Regions from separate parts of the Mus musculus genome. Here region 1 is linked to region 2. Evidence: chromatin loops called from intact Hi-C (ENCODE). Cell type or tissue: left cerebral cortex. All regions are shown on one strand.

The links. Hi-C counts contacts between places; a loop is a spot of excess contacts. Peaks named below come from ENCODE experiments on the same cell type or tissue, not always from the same donor. Only the 100,000 strongest peaks of a DNase experiment are listed, where the experiment ranks them.
Region 1: a loop joins it to region 2, with 2.6 times the contacts of the local background. A loop is called at or near these places in 14 of 42 quality-filtered maps.

What each region holds. Positions count from the first base shown.
Region 1 is chr7:128,665,087-128,673,086 of GRCm38, reverse strand. It overlaps Inpp5f (inositol polyphosphate-5-phosphatase F), which reads right to left. Exons shown (of 20, transcript NM_178641.5): 7 at 5,292-5,490; 8 at 4,494-4,673; 9 at 3,089-3,156. Among named protein-coding and RNA genes, the nearest start is that of Inpp5f, 58 kb to the right of the region's middle. In left cerebral cortex, CTCF peaks have their summits at 3,299 (motif pointing right) and 6,076 (motif pointing right); DNase peaks (open chromatin) are centred at 967, 5,347, 6,448, 6,604 and 1 more place; H3K4me3 peaks cover 232 bases; H3K27ac peaks cover 1,308 bases.
Region 2 is chr7:128,458,335-128,466,334 of GRCm38, reverse strand. Tial1 (Tia1 cytotoxic granule-associated RNA binding protein-like 1) reads left to right here and starts at 4,662. Exons shown (of 12, transcript NM_001347640.1): 1 at 4,662-5,210. The coding sequence starts at 5,179. Gm32816 (a long non-coding RNA gene) reads right to left here and starts at 4,615. Exons shown (of 4, transcript XR_378509.4): 1 at 4,083-4,615. In left cerebral cortex, a CTCF peak has its summit at 3,773; DNase peaks (open chromatin) are centred at 4,541, 4,900, 5,760 and 5,917; H3K4me3 peaks cover 2,323 bases; H3K27ac peaks cover 1,106 bases.

The sequences.
Region 1 (8,000 bases), 210 kb before region 2:
TGGGATTAAAGGCATGTGCCACCACTGCCTAACCTAAGAATTCTGGGGAAAAGACTAACAGCCAGAGACTTCACTGCAGAACAGTATGTGCACTGCCAGCTCTTTGTGACTTCAGCCCATGGTGAATGTGCGGGTGTCAGGTGACCTTGCTACAAACAATAGATTGCTAACTCAAATCTCAAGGCAAGCCTGGAAGCCGCAAGGCTGAGTGCAGTGACTTCAGTAAACCACTGAGGACTCGGGTTCTTTCTGCCTTTCCCTCTGCCATTCCCTCATTGCTTCCCCAGCAGCACACTGGATAAACGCCCGACTGCTTCATTCACCATCTTGAGACAGATGCAAAAGTCCCTAACATCAAATCCTGACAAAGCAGCCTCAGGGGCACTGTGGGTTCCGGTATATCTTTTATTAGAGCAGGAAGCTTTTCCCACATCAGACCTTCTGTCAAACAGCTCCAGCCTAAACCAATTATGAGCTAGCGCAATGCAGCCACACGGATGAGTCACCCTGACCGTGGGCCCCTCATCGCAGAAAGCAATTACCCAGGAGAAGGACACAGATAACACAGATAAATGAACACTGCCAGGCTCCTGCTGGAGGCCAGGAGGTGTCTGCTCAGCGCCCGCCTCTAGATATTGACGTGCGTCAACGGGGAGCAGGGACAAGTGTGGGAAGAGGTTATTTCCTGGCGTGCACACCTCAGTATTGCTCCTTTTAACAATTTGTGTTGCATTTAAATATGGCTTATTCTTTCTAATGCTACTTACAATTAGGAATATCAATAATGCATGAATCAACACGAATCAACACATTATTAAGGAACTCAATGCAGAATAAGACCAAATCATTCCTGACCACATCCAGTCCTTCATGCCGCCCTCAGCAGCCGCTGGCTCTGATGCTGCAGTGAGGCTCTTGCATAAGCACCCGTGACTGAGCACACTTGGAGTCCTGTTTGCCGATTTAAGTGCTAATTGCTCTGCATCCTTTCCCAGACTTGACGCTTCTCAGCGGTTCCCCTCAGCTCCCCAGTGTGTGAGTCATGGCTTTAATTTGCATTTCCCTGATGATTAATGAGATGACGCACCTTCTCTGATGGATTTGACTTTATAAAATATCCTTGTACATAAAATCCTGTTACATTATTCTGTCCAGTTTTTTTTGTATTGTACATCCTTTTTAATGGGTTTAGAAGACATTTAAATGTGCTGCGAGATAACAGACCAAATCTTAACTATTAAAGATTTATTTTATGTGTGTTTTGCCTACATGTACCTGTGTGTACCATGTGTGTGCCTGCTGCCCTCAGAGCTCAAAAGGAGGTGTCAGATTCCCCGGAAGTGGACTTACTCATGGTTGTGAGCCACCATATGTATTCTAGGGTTGGAACCTGGGTCCTCTACAAGAGCTCTTAACTCTCCAGCCTCCCCTAATCTCTGAATTACCTTTCATTCTCTTCATAATGCCTTTTTAAAAAGTATTTATTTTATGCATGCGTTTCAATTGTGCATAACCAGAAATAACAAATAGTAAAAAATCGTAAAGTAAAAATCAAGTTAGTCCCTTTCCATTATGGTTAGCGTTGTTGTTTTGTACATGTATGTATCTTTGTGTGGTGAATACACAGCATAGCACATGTGCAGAGGTCAGAGGTCAACCTTAGATGTAGGCCTTTGTCTTCCATCCTGTTTGGGGCAGTGTCTGTATTGGTTACAGCAAGCTGGCCTACAGAGCTCTAGGATTCTCCTTTCTCCACGTCCAAGCTCTCCTTAAGAGCCCTGAGATTACACATTCAGGGCCTCGAACTCACAGAGATCCTCCTGCCCCTGGCTCAGAGTGCTGGGACTGAAGACACATGTCATGTCACCTCTTCTCTTCTCTTCTCTTCTCTTCTCTTCTCTTCTCTTCTCTTCTCTTCTCTTCTCTTCTCTTCTCTTCTCTTCTCTTCTCTTTGTGTGAGTGGGTGCTGGGACCAAACCCAGATCCTCTGCAGAGCCGTACATACTCTTAATCGCTGAGACATCCCTCCAGCCCAAAAATAACTATTTCCTGGTTGGGCATTATTCTTTATCAAGTGACTAATAAAATGTGATAGACAATCATACATTTGAAACAAAGAAAGATAAGGAAACTGCTTTTATAAATCCTGCTCATGACTCAGTTTGAAACACTATGCTGTCTTCTGAAATCTTTAATGTTTAACCTTTTACATTCAGATCAAGAGTCTTTCTCAGAATTATACACACACACACACGCGTGTGTGTGTGTGTGTGTGTGTGTGTGTGTGTGTGTAGTGGGTATCAAAAAGAAAAGTATAGTTAAGTATTATCATGTTTTATTTTAATTGATAATTACATTCAAAGTGCCTTACCAACTTGTGTTATTGCTAGCAATATATGAGTTTCCATTTTTAAAAGCAAATACCTGCTTTTATCTATTATAAAACTATCTAAATTTTGAATATGATTATTAAATAATGATTGTTTTTCTTTCCTACTTTTTTTTCTTCCTGTTGCCTATGAGTCTCTGGCTGAAGCTACATGAACTAGACACTAGTCTGGGAAGAACGGAAGACATGCAGCACTGAGTCTGTCCATTCCTGAAGCAGGAACTCAGCATCTTTCTCCTCTCCTTTACTTTAAGACAGGGTCTCACCATATTGCCTGGCTAGCTGGACTGGAACTCTCTATGTAGACCAGGCTGGCCAGGAAAAAAATGACTCCCATGTCATTATACAGTCAGATTGGTCATTCCTAAGAGACAAGAACATTACTTTCATATATTACTCTCATATCAAAATTATTGGCCTTGTTTTCCACCAAGAGGGTTTCAGTCCACTCTGCCTTATTTAACTGTACTCCACGTGTGAGCACACAAGGTCCTGAGAGGCCTATCCTAGTCTGTGACAACTGCCAGCATCTACTTCATTTTCTCCAAACAGCTAAAGCAGCTGATTCGAGAGTATTCTTAGCTTACTCATGTTTAATCTTCACGCTAAAAGTGGCTGTTTAATTATGAACAGTACATGGTTTTTATTCATGGAATTCCACATGTAAGGAAATTGTTCTTACTACATACTAAAGCCCACCTGTTTTTTGTAAATTTTCAGTTGTTCTTCAAAATGGGCACAGAAACAGTCAACCGTTTCCTTCTCACCTGCAAAGAAGCAATACAAAATCCATTTCTCCTTCCAGTGCTGAGACAGACGCGTGCCTACGCTATCATCTTTTTTTTTTTTTAAGATTTATTTATTTCATATATGTGAGTACATTGTAGCTGTCTTCACACACACCAGAAGAGGGCATCAGATCCCATTACAGATGGTTGTGAGCCACCATGTGGTTGCTGGGAATTGAACTGAGTCCTCTGAAAGAGCAGTCAGTGTTCTTAATCACTGAGCCACCTCTCCAGCCCCACCTACCCCATCTTTATTCTTACTTTCTTATTTATTTTTCAAGACAGGGTTTCTCTGTATTGCACTGGCTGCCCCAGGGCTCACCCTGTAGACCAGAGATCCGCTGGCCTCTGCCTCCTGAGTGCTAGATCAAGGGCATGCACTACTACTGCAGGGCCCATTCTTACTTTTTAATAATTCATTAACAGTTTAAATGTAAGATTGTCTAACCATCATTTTAAATTAAGATTTCTTTTTTCCAACTAGAATGAGCTAAAATATATCTGAAAGTACCAACTATGAAATTATAAATGCACACACAGGCACACACACATGCATACATGCGCATACACCCACACATACCCTACCTTTCAGTAAAGGTTTTATGTGAATTATAATAAAAAAATTAAAATGATGGTTTGATACTAAAGTTAAAATAGTCTAAGAAAATAACTCTTAAATGTTTAAAAAAAAAAAACCCTATCTCTCACTGATTTCCTGTGCACTAGTGTCTAGTTAATACACTCTCTGCTTCTACAGACACTGGCTACAGTCATTCTTTCCCAGGGTTAAATGTTCTAGAAGATAAACTTCAAAGCAAGCAGTTCAGACTCTGTGAAGTGAGGCGCTTTATCAGCCTGCTGAGAAACTGCAACATCCAGGAAAGGACCGGGTCCTGAGGCTACTTCCTCACAGTGGGAGGCATGGCTTTTGTTGTGTAGTTTTTAGTACAGGGATTGAACAGGGCTTCTAGCAGGCTGGTCAGGAAACCATACCTCAAAGTCATATCCCAGCCCTGAGAGTTATTGTTTTAAATGAGACAAATTCATACCTATCTGGCACCTGATCTTTTTTTAAGATTTATTTATTTATTACGTGTAAGTACACTGTAGCTGACTTCAGACACTCCAGAAAAGGGCATCAGATCTCGTTATGGATGGTTGTGAGTCACCATGTGGTGCTGGGATTTGAACTCATGACCTTTGGAAGAGCAGTCAGTGCTCTTACCCTCTGAGCCATCTCACCAGCCCTGGCACCTGATTTTTTAAAAATTCTCATCGAAATCTTCACTTGTAAACCAAATAGCTGGCGTGCTTACTTTTGTCTAGCCGAGGTCTTGGATTATAGCGATACCCAACCTGGCTCCAAAAGACCGGCACAGAGCCTCGAGTTTGGATAAATGACAGGGTATGATGATGAACATGGATTAACTGCTCAGTCTCCACATAATTCGCAACATTTCCATTTTTATCCACTCCTCTTCGTTTATACCGCATTCCTGAAAGAAAATTAAACAGAATGCAGTGACAGTTATTAAAAAAACATTCAGCGTGGCTTGGTACTGGAACACACACTTAATATTTCAATGTTCTGCAGGCTGCGGCAAGAGAATAGAAAGTTCGAGGCCAGCCTGGGCTACATAGCAAAACTCTCAACAAATCTGTCTGATTAGATTGTGCTTCTTAATTACCTATCTACAGGAAAACCTGGGAAGCCCACACACCGAGAGGTAAACAACAACAACAACAACATACCAAGACCACGGCTGTACCCAGCACTGCTAAGTTGAATCCTTTGAATGAAAGGTAACGGTTTTCCCAAAGGGGCTAGTTAGCACTCTGAAAGGATTTATCACTGTGACACAGGCTTTTAGTTGGAACACTGTCCTCAGACACATCCCAAGTGACTTCCTTATCGTCTATGTGCATGCAGCCTGCTCTGTTTGACTTGCTAAGTCTGCCCTGTTCCTCCACTGCAGAAATCCGTCTCTAATTGTATCCCAGCCTTTGGAGTTCCGAGCTAACAGTGCTTTCAAGGCCATGATTGTCATTTGCATTTCCACACATCTGCAGCTCCTCCACTCCTGCCTGCATTTCATTTGCATGCTCTTACTTACCTGCTCTGTGCCTACTTCTTCGAGATATAAGAGCCACTAGAAATCGTGGGTGAATGTCATCTACACAAGTGGAGTCCTGAGGGGGCGTCTCTGGGCTGCTCTTGTCATCATCCGAGGACTCATTGTAATTAACCACAAGTTCTTCAATCTGCACAAAACCCTGGATAATGGGGATGATCCAGAAGTCCACATCCGGAGTCTAGGATGGGAACAAACATCGTTGTTTATATTCTGCACAGCACTGCTACTTACTTAAATCCAAATGACTGAGCAGAGCCTCCAGTCAGCCTGCCACAAGCACAGGCCCTTTCTCAACCTCATGTTCTACTCACAGGACGGCAGGGGAGGACGAGGCCTTCCCTTTCCTTTACAATGACTTTCTCCTGACAGGGAACATGCCCGAGCACCAAGCTGTTCCACACAAACTCAAACTCCACCACCTGACAGAGTGCTCGCTTACCTATGTCTCGATGTCCTCTGTGGAATGGGACTACTGGGGCCTCCTAAGGCTGTATATAAGCATGTGTAAAGTAAAGTGCACTGCCTGCCAACAAGTAGTTAACCACGGAGCTCTGATAGCTGTTCCTTTAGATATAGGAAGGCAAAGCTTTAAAGCTGAGTTCCAAAGTTCACTTGCATTAGCCCATAACAAAATGCAATCTGTCCCGATCCATCCATTACAAAACAGTTCACTACTCAAAAATAATAAAGAAACCCACTTATTATGTAGCTGTGCCCGCCTGTCTGTGTCTGCACCATGCATATGGTGCTGCGAAGGCCAGAAGAGGGCGTCAGATCCCCAGAAACTGGGGTTACTGGGGATGGTGCTGAGAACCAAACCTAGACCCTCTCCAAGAGCACCGGATGCTTGTACCTGCTGAACCATCTCTCCAGCCCCCTTTTTCTTTGGGCAGAGCTTCACTCTGCAGCTCAGACAGGCTTGGAATGTTAGGTAGGGGCCTTGCCTCAGCCCCCAGGTACCGGCTGGCAGGTACATGCTACCTCCACCCCCACATACTGGGCGGCGGGCACACACTAGCATGCCCAGTTCTGTTGCTGTCATTTGTAGGGATGCCATGGAAGCATTCTGCAGCTGAGCTCTGCCTCAGCTCAGCTCCACTTCACAACCTGCTTTAGAGAAACACTTTCTTCACCAGCCTAAAATTCAAATAGTAAATGAACAGCAGAGAGGATTTCCATAAATGTCTCATTTTAAAATGTCATCTAACTAATTAGGAGAGCCCTATTCAGAGAGTCTTCTGTTCTTCTAAACGAAACACATTAAGAATTTAAAGCAGGCACTTGGAGGAGGAAACATGGTAGGAAGTTCAGTGTCATCTTTAGCTACGTATTAAGTTTGAAAATGGACTGGACTAGATCAGGTCCTGTTGCAAAAGCAGCAGAGTAAGACTGAGGAGAGGCTCCGTCTAAAGCACTTCTGTGTTAACGTCAAGCCAGGCATGGGACATGCGCTTTGTGACCTAGTGCTGGGGAGGTGGAGGGAGGTGGATCCCTGGGGCTCATTGCTTGCCTAGCCTAGCCTACTTGGTGAGCTCCAAGCCAGTGAGAGAACTTGTCTCTACATAAACCAGGCACCTGAGAAACGACATCTGAAGTCGCTTTCTGACATCCACAGACACACGCACACACTTTGCTCTGAGACAGGGTCTTCTTGTGTGGTCCAGATTGTCCTGTCTCAATTTCTGGAGTGTGGGATTATAGACGTGTGCTATCACACCCCTCTTCAACATCAGTTCCAAATCCACCTGTCCTCTGTGCTGTGCACTGTGGGTCCCACCTAGTCCTCTGTGCTGTGCACTATGGGTCCCACCCAGTCCTCTGTGCTGTGCACTATGGGTCCCACTCTGTCCTCTGTTCTCTGCACTGTTGGTCCTACTCATTTCCGGGCTTAGTTTCACTTGGTGTTTTCTCTGTAACTCAGACCTTCAGAAGGATGGCGATGGCAACAATGAGGTAAAGGCTTAGCCTACAGTCTTCATTTTACTACTATTCTCACTACTTATACTTTAGCTTTTCACAGTAATGTGAAAGTGTCTGACAAAGCTCACCAAACACTGGAATTCCACATTGTCATCATAAAAACAAATACTCATTATCAACGCCCTTACTTGTCTCCTGTCACTGAGTTTGAGGGTCACTTACTGCATGATCAGTATCAGAAAGCTAAGAACGCCCTATGCCTCAACCTCACAGTAGGTGTCTGGCTGAAAATGCACTAGTTAAGATTTCAGTAACTGCTATGAACCATCAGTAAAGGAGAAATGGGGAAAGAAAAATAGCTGAAAGGCTAAGGAAGCTAACAGATGACCCCATTCCGTTATTTTTGTCTCGTGTTCAGTGTCTAAAGCACACAGCAAACAGAGCCCTCAGCCATAATTCTCCAACATGCGTAATAGGACCTGATGGCTAATCTTCAGTCAACTTGACTGGACTCAGAATCACCTAGAATAAGAGTCAGACCTCTGGGTGCATCTTTGTGTCTGTTTCTAGAACTAACTGTAAAGAAAAGACGTACCCAGGTGGTATCATCCATCGTCTGAGGCCCAGACAGCATAAAGGGGGAAGTGAACATCCGTATCTCTGTCTCCCTACTGCCTGGCCCACCACGGCAAAACGCTTCCCCCCCCCCCCACCCACGATGATGTGTTGAAATCACCAGCCATAATAAAACTCTTCTCTGCTCAACCC
Region 2 (8,000 bases):
AACTGCCTTAGACATATCCCAAAGGTTCTGCTTTCATTTTCACTTGCTTTTGCAAACTAACATTTCCTCTCTAATTTCCTCAATGCTCATTCCAGAGTGTGTTATTGTTTCTATGCATTTGTATAGTTTCTATAGTTCTTGCAATCGATTTCTAGTTTGATTGCACTATTATCTAATAAGAGATATTATTTTGTGCAGTTGATAAGACTTTATGATGTTGAGTGTGGTCTATTTTATGGTCTATTTAATGTTTCATAGCTGCTAAGAAAAATGTATATTGTTTCTGTTGGATGGAATATCCTGAAGATACTGGTTAAGTCTATTTGATCTATGATGTATTTAACTGAGGTTTTATTTTTAGTTTGTGTTACCTATTTAGGATACTAGAACCACTCAATATCAGAAGCCATGCATCTATATCTACCTATCTATCTACCTGTCTATCAATCTACCTACCTGTCTATCTATCTATCTATCTATCTATCTATCTATCTATCTATCTATCTATCTATCTATCATCTCTTAAAAGCATCACCTGTCAATAAAAAGGCTGATGGCCAAGGAGTTGAGGCAAGAAAAAGGTGGGGCACTGGCAGGAAGAGAGAGAATTCTAGGAGATAGAGGTGCAAAAGGTCCAAGCAAGATGCTTGGAATACACAAAGGAAGCAGGTCGGAACTGAAGGAGAGGTAACTAACCATGTGGAAGACATAAAATAGTTTGAATGGGTTAAATACATTACAAGCCAGTCAGGGAATAAGCCAAAGCTTGTGGCCAAGGCATTTATTAATAAATAGTCTCGAGTCATCATTCTGGGAGCAGGGAATGGGAAAGAAAAATGGATTTTTACATATACACAATTGTTTAGTGTCTTCTTCATGCATTTTCTCCTTTATTAATATATAGAGGCCTTCATTTCTTTAATTTTGAAATCTACTTTATCCGATGTTAGAACGGCTATGCCAGCATGCTTTTGTTTCCCCTGGCTTGCTTTCCATCCTTCGACTTTGTCTGTTAGTGTCTTCATCACTGAGATGTGTTTCTTGCAGTCAACGGATAGTTGGATATAGTCTTTTAATTCTAGTTAGACACTCTGCATCGCTTTATTGGCAAGGTGGGGCCATTTATATTTAAGGGTACTAGTATGAGAGATGCATACTAACTACTGTAATTTTGTCCACTGTTTCTCTCATTGGTTGGATTACTGTTTGTTTTTTACTTTCTCCCCTATCAGTATCAGAGGTTCCCTGGATTACTGTGTAGATCATGATGGATTCCTTCTTAGTTTTAATTTGTTCAGCTATTCGTTTTATGAAATTCATTATTTTTTTTGTGATTTGTGACTGAGACTTCCCCTCTCCTCTGTATAACATTCTTTTAAGTATTTCTCCAGCCTTGGTCTGACCGTCATGTACGGTATTAGTCTATGCTTGACTTGAAATGCCTGTGAAATTTAAAAGATAGCTTTGTTAGCTACAGAAATCTTGATGGGCAATTATTTTCTTTCAGGGCTGAAATATACCATTCCATGCTTCCCTGGATTTGAGGATTGCTGATGGGGTCTGATCTTCTTCTGCCTTTATAAATGAGTTAATGTTTCTCATCAGAGCTTTAAATATTTACTTTGTATGTTCTTCTGAGACAGATTCTCATGTATCCCTGAATGTCCTTGTACTCACTATAGAGCTTACACTTCTGATCTTCCTGCCTTCTTCACCGCCCAAGTTCTGCAACTACACGTGTGCATGGTTATAACCAATGTTTGTTGTGCTAGAGGTTGAACTTGTGGCCTCAGTTCAACCAACTGAGCTATTCCAAGATATTTTTTTATATTGCTGACATGTTATATTGTAGAAACATATGTACTCACTTATAAGTGGATATTAGCTGTAAAGGATAATCATGCTACAATTCACAGACCCAGAGAGGCTAAGTAACAAGGGGGGCTTAGGTTGGGGAATGAAAGGTTCTTACTGGGAAGTTGAGGCATTAGAGTGACTTCTTTCCAGGTTCTCAAAAAACTGGAGACCAAATTAAGTGGTTAAGAGCACACAATGTTCTTGCAGAGAGCCCGAGTTTCAGTATTAGTACCCACATTGTTGGGCGACTCTTAACTACCTCCAGCTTCAGGGGCAGCTCATGCTTCTGGCCTCTCAGGAACCGCCGTGCCATACCTGTGCACTTACCCATACACATACCCAAAATTTACAACCTCTGAAAAATAAAGAGTTCAGAAAAAGAAAGATTGTATGTTCAGCATAAGGAGGGGGTGTCAGTTGAAGCGAGACTCTGGTGTTCCTATGCCTTATGATGCTGTGGAATGGGTACTGATTGTCTCCTGTCTCCCAGATCTGTCTTCACAGTGGCTGTTTTTCTTTTTTGTGCAGCAGGGATGTCTGCTGGTCAAGTTTTACTTTCTGTGGACTAGGCAGATTTTCTCACTCTGTCCCGACTCTCCACATCACACTGCTGGGATAACCCTTTTAGCTGAAGGGCGTCTCCTAAATGCAATGGGGTATGAACTGCAGCCTGGGACAGCTAGAGGCCCCAGCTTCATGCTTACAAGACCTCCTGAATACTAACCACCCTGCTGGAGGGATCCAGCTGTGGGTATCAGAAACACCCCTTGGAATGCCAGTATCCTTAAGCACTAACAGTAGTAACAGGTAGGTGACTCTAGAATTTGATCCACCCATGGGTCTCATAGCCACCTAATAATTTCTCCATGGTTTTCCCAGCCTGAGAACATTCTGTCACCTGCATCCTTTGGTTTGTTGGTGACTAGCTTTCCTGCTCTCTACACAGCATGTGTGGACCTCTCTTTGTCTTGGGATGCTAACAGGTTGAGGCTCTGTGGGCGCTCCCTGGTTTCAGGTCCCCAGGTAGCTGTTTTTAAAAATAGATTCTCCCTTCAGATTGCTTCTGGCTACTGGCCTCTGAGTCATACAGTGTGACAAGATAAGATTCTCTCTGCTGTTGAATTTTTCTGCTGGGGCAATTACTGCTGCGTCAAACCTGGATTTAAGGCTTACAAGGGTTGTGGGCTTGTTCTGGGTATAGGACTGCCTGCGTTTCATTTGGCTTACCTTTTGGAAGTGGATGGGAACTGTATGGCTGAGGCTGAGCTTGGTGCCTTCCCCACCTCTTCCCTTCCCTATTTTTTTTTCTGACCCCTTTGTTTCACTTGTGTAGATTTCTGAAGCTCTCTGAAGTTCTTTCCTTTCCTTTTTTAAAAAAAAAATTAATTTTTTTTTTTTTTGGCTTTTTCGAGATAGGATTTGCTGTGTATAGCCTTGGCTGTCCTGGAACTCATTCTGTAGACCACGCTGGCCTCGAACTCAGAAATTCGCCTGCCTCTGCCTCCCAAGTGCTGGGATCAAAGGCGTGCGCCACCACGCCCAGTTGCTCTTTCCTTTTTCACTTTGGGATATAATCCGTTTCTCGTTCAGACTTACTCTCTCCTTCCTAGGCTCATGGAGAAGCAGCCTCCAATCTCCCACTGTACCTGTAAATTCAGGTAGGGTTTCAGTATGCAGCTAAGCAGATCTATAAGCTACCCCAAAGCTCTCTGTTGGCCACCAGACCTTTTCTCTCCTTCAATGAGACAGTGTGCAGCTGGGGGCACGGGAGAGCTGGTTAAGAGCACACTTACAGTGGCTTCCAGTTTGGTTCTCAGCACTCATATGCAGCTCACAACCACTGTTAACTCCAGTCTCAGGCAGGGAATGCCATCCCTTCGTCTGACCCCTAGGGGCCTCAGCCACAAATGTGGTGTACATCCAGTAGATTGTCATGATTCTATCTCCTCTCTTGCTTTAGCATCTCAATACTAGCAGCCCGTGTCCTCCAATACCGAACTCCAGACTGTTTTGGCATGAGACCTGGTCGTTGAGCCTCTTTGCTGTTTTCACTGATTATTAGTTTTTGATAAGGTCTTGGTATCTATTTCTAGGCTGGCCTTAAATCCATTATCCTCCTGTTCAGTAGCACTGTGCGCCACCACGCGAATATTTAAGTTTTAAGTAGGGATTTGAAAGAGCGGTACAAGCCATTTGAATGAGGGGCTGCTCTTTTGCAGCCTTACCCACTAATCCGATGAGATAATGGGTAGCGATCCTTGTGGAACTTGTAAAGCAAGTTACAAGCGGTATAGTCTAGAAAGGCCTATCTGGTTAGAACACGTGCTCAAAGACAAGGCTGGATCTGGTGTTGCCCGATGTCCGCTACATCTCTCCGGGTTCAGAGTTGCCACTCTTTTGCCCGTCGCGTGAGGCGTCGGTTGTTGAACACGGACCAGCAGTTCTGAGAGTAGAGGCGGGCAAGGCCGGCTGACGGGAGAACCACGCGGAGCCAGCACACCGCCTGATCTGCAGTTGAAGAAACCGCTCTGGGGCTGGACGGAGGCGGAGCAGAAGCTCACACTGGACCAACAGAAGAGCCTTAAGATGCTAAGAGCGATCCTGGGGCGGGCCCCGGCGCGAGGCACTCTGGGATTTGTAGTTTACTTCCCGGACAGCTCCTCTCTATTTCGGCCGCCCGCCTTTTATTCCTCGCTCTATCCCGGCACGCCGACTACTTAGTCGCGGCACGTCCTCACGTACGACTACACTACCCAGAAATCTCTCCTTCGCGCTCCGGCAGGCGCAGGGTCTGCCTTGAACTACAGTTCCCAGAAGGCCACTGGAGAAGGGCTTCCCCCACTTTCCCGGGACCGCAATTCCCGGAGACTTGGTTTCGCGGCTTTTCTCTCTGTGTTGGGTCTCTCTTGGACCCGGATAGGTCTTGACTGGCCAGCAGGCCCACAGCGACAACGTGCTCCGTCGTGTCCAGTCGCAGGGTGTACTCTTTGGCCGGGCTTTCTGTCTCTTTAGCTACTTTTGCCGGACAGGCCGTCGCAGCTGGCCTGAGCAGTGACCTGGCGGGCCGCGCCTGCGCCCTGCCGCGTTTCCTGCCTGGCTGGTGGTGGCGGCCATTTTGTTCATCCTCCTCCTCCTCCTGCTCCTCCTGGTTGGAGCGCAGTGTCCGGAGCGGGCTGGGGGGAGCGGACCCGAGAGCGGGGTTCAGTACCTTTTCCTCTGTCCCCAGCCGGCGCCCGGAGCCCCCCTCCCCTTCCTTCCCGCCCCCTCCCCTCCCCAGCCCTGCCCTCCCCCTTGTCCCGGGATCACTCCGTCGCACCCACCATGATGGAAGACGACGGACAGCCCCGGACTCTGTGAGTACCCGAGACCCGGGGTGCCAGGCACCGAGTGGCCCGGGCACTGCGGGAAGCGGAGGGAGGAAGGGAGAGCAGGAGCCCGGGACTAGAAGCGGAGAGCCGGGCGTCGCGGTGGCGCGGCTGTGAAGTGCATTCCTCATCTGTCCCCCTTCCCAGAGAAGGAAGCCCTCCCTTCCCCCCCAAACACAGTCACTTCCTAGGGTCTAGGGCTTGTCTCGACTTTTTCCTCCCGACCCCTTCTTTTGCACACTCTTGCTTGGCTGGGCTTGTGCACGGCTGAGGCTGTCAGGCGCGGGAGAGCTACTGTTCCCCCTGTGCTTTGGGGGCTCCGGGCTGAGCCAGGAGCTGTGGGTCCCTACGGGGGCAGGGCTTGGCGGGGGTGGGACCACTACTGCATCCTTTGGCTTGAACGTTTAGCCTCAGTCCACGTCCTCAGCAGTCCACGTCCTCAGCCTCAGTCGCTCCGAGTCCTTCTCCCCAGTCTACCACTCTTTAACCAGAGGAGCCCCTTGTCTCTTTCTGCCCCACGTGCCCCACGCTGTCAGAAACACCCGCCTAGCGCCTGCTGCTTTTGAAGTGCCAAAGTGATTGCTTTTCGCCACCGTGCACCACCTCTGTCCCTTGGATAACGAAGTTTACTTTGAGCGCTTACTGCGCCAACCTGACAACCAGTTAAACTCCTTTCGCTCAGTTAGTGATGCCGCTTCCTAATCCGTTTGTGCGTCCGGACCATCGGAGTTGGATAAAAGGATGACTGCTCCCGCTATTTGTTACCTGTCTTTTGAGTGCTATTTTTCGCGGTATAGCTGTCGGGTTTCACCTGAAGCCCAATCTAATGAATGAATCGCATCTTCCAACCGCTTAATTGGCGTTTCCTACCCCCCTCCGCCGGCCCCCCCTCCCATGCAGAGTGATGACTCAGCGTCTGTATTCCTTTCCAAATAGTGTGGCACTCTTTTTTTTTTTTCCTTAGTCTGAGTAATTTCCAATTCATTGTTTAAAGTGAGCACCTTGGGTTTTCCCAGCCTCTCCAGGCCTACTACTCCTGCCTGGAGTAAATACATAGAGTCAGCCTACTGCTTTGTCTCTCTTGCCTCCCACTGCCTAGTATTGATTGGTATGATGGTCAGAGTCCACTTGGCTGGGTTAGCTGATGGGGAAAGTACTTTTTAGGGAATCGACGACGGTGGATAGACATTCAGGACCTCTGACTAGCTAGCTTCTCAGAGCTTCATGCGTAGCACAGAAAATATGTTCAGTAAAGAAGGTCCATATGTATATTCAGTGTTGATAACAGATATTTTTTGAGCATTGTTTATACTTTACATTTTTATTTCGCTTAACATCTGGCTTGGGAAACTTGAAAACATCTTTTTTTTTTTTTTTTTTTTTTTTTAAACTTGAAAACATCCTAAACATATTATACCCCCTGAATGAAAATCTTTCTGTGTGTGAGATCTTCCAGCATCTGGGAAAGCTAGCAAGTATCTGGGAAGGCCTAGCAAGTATATATTCAAGGAAGATGACAGTTACATTGTATCTAAAATACCTGAAATGTCATCATTGCATCATAATAGCTACTGGGTAATTGGTAAATTCTCAGGTCTCATTAACTGCATCTATTTGTTCCTTAGAAGAGGTTTCTTGTTTTTGTCTGTTACATAGTATTCCTTTTCTGTTTTTTTTTTTTTTTAATTCCTGTAATTTCTTTGCATCCACTCTATCATCTTCTTTAGACCAGAGCTAAATTTTAATATTTCATACATTTATCATCTCAGATCTCTTGTCTTTTTTTCTGAAAGACATTTCAGGTGTCTATGTTTGGTTACCTAAAACTGTGATGTATACACATGAGTGAATAAACATCTTAGCTCTGTTGTTCCTGTGTGTCAGTATGTGTTCATATACCTTCCTTTTCCCACTTTTCTCCATGGGAAGTTGAGGTGGTTTTGTTATGTTTTTAAGTATAAGGACTGTACAGCTTCCTAGGACTTAACCTTTCCTGCGCTTAGTTCACTCTGAAAAATAAGAGGTGCTCAAATTTTTTACAAATGTACTTTGGTTAAAATAGTGTTGTCTGGTTTTTAATTTTTTTGATTGATTTAAATTACAGGTATTGTCATACTTCCTGAAGTTTGTTTATATATATATATATATATATATATATATATATATATATACACACACACACACACACACACACACACATATATATATGTATACATACACATGTATATATTACATGTATATATATATGTAAACCTAATGTAAAGTCTTTACATCAAAGTAAATGTTTAATAGGATATGATTTTACTTATGAAGGGCCTATATTTTGCATTGTGATCTATGGATTAGGCTTCTCAAGTGGCTACTATGGTTTTAAATAATGTACTCTAAATAAAGCTTATCTTAACTTGTTTACTTTAAAATGCCTGTGTGTTACTAGTAAGGTTTTCTTCCTACAGACACACACAAGCTAAGACATATGGTTATCTTCAGAAAACAATATGGTGTTTATAGCCTAGGTAGGTTTTTAAATATTCATTATCTACAGTATTACTAATTTATTTGATGGTATTTAAAGTGGTATAGAATTGCCTTGATGTTGAGTCTGAAATCCTGTTTGTCATATAGATGCTTTAAAGGTCTGTTTTCTGGTGTTCTCATTCTTATTTGACATTTATTTGGGGTTATTAGTGATCTTAAAAACAAACCAATGAGATCATAGTACTTGAAATACTTGTGTTTGAAGTAGACCAGCCTTGTAGGATACACTTCATTCAACCT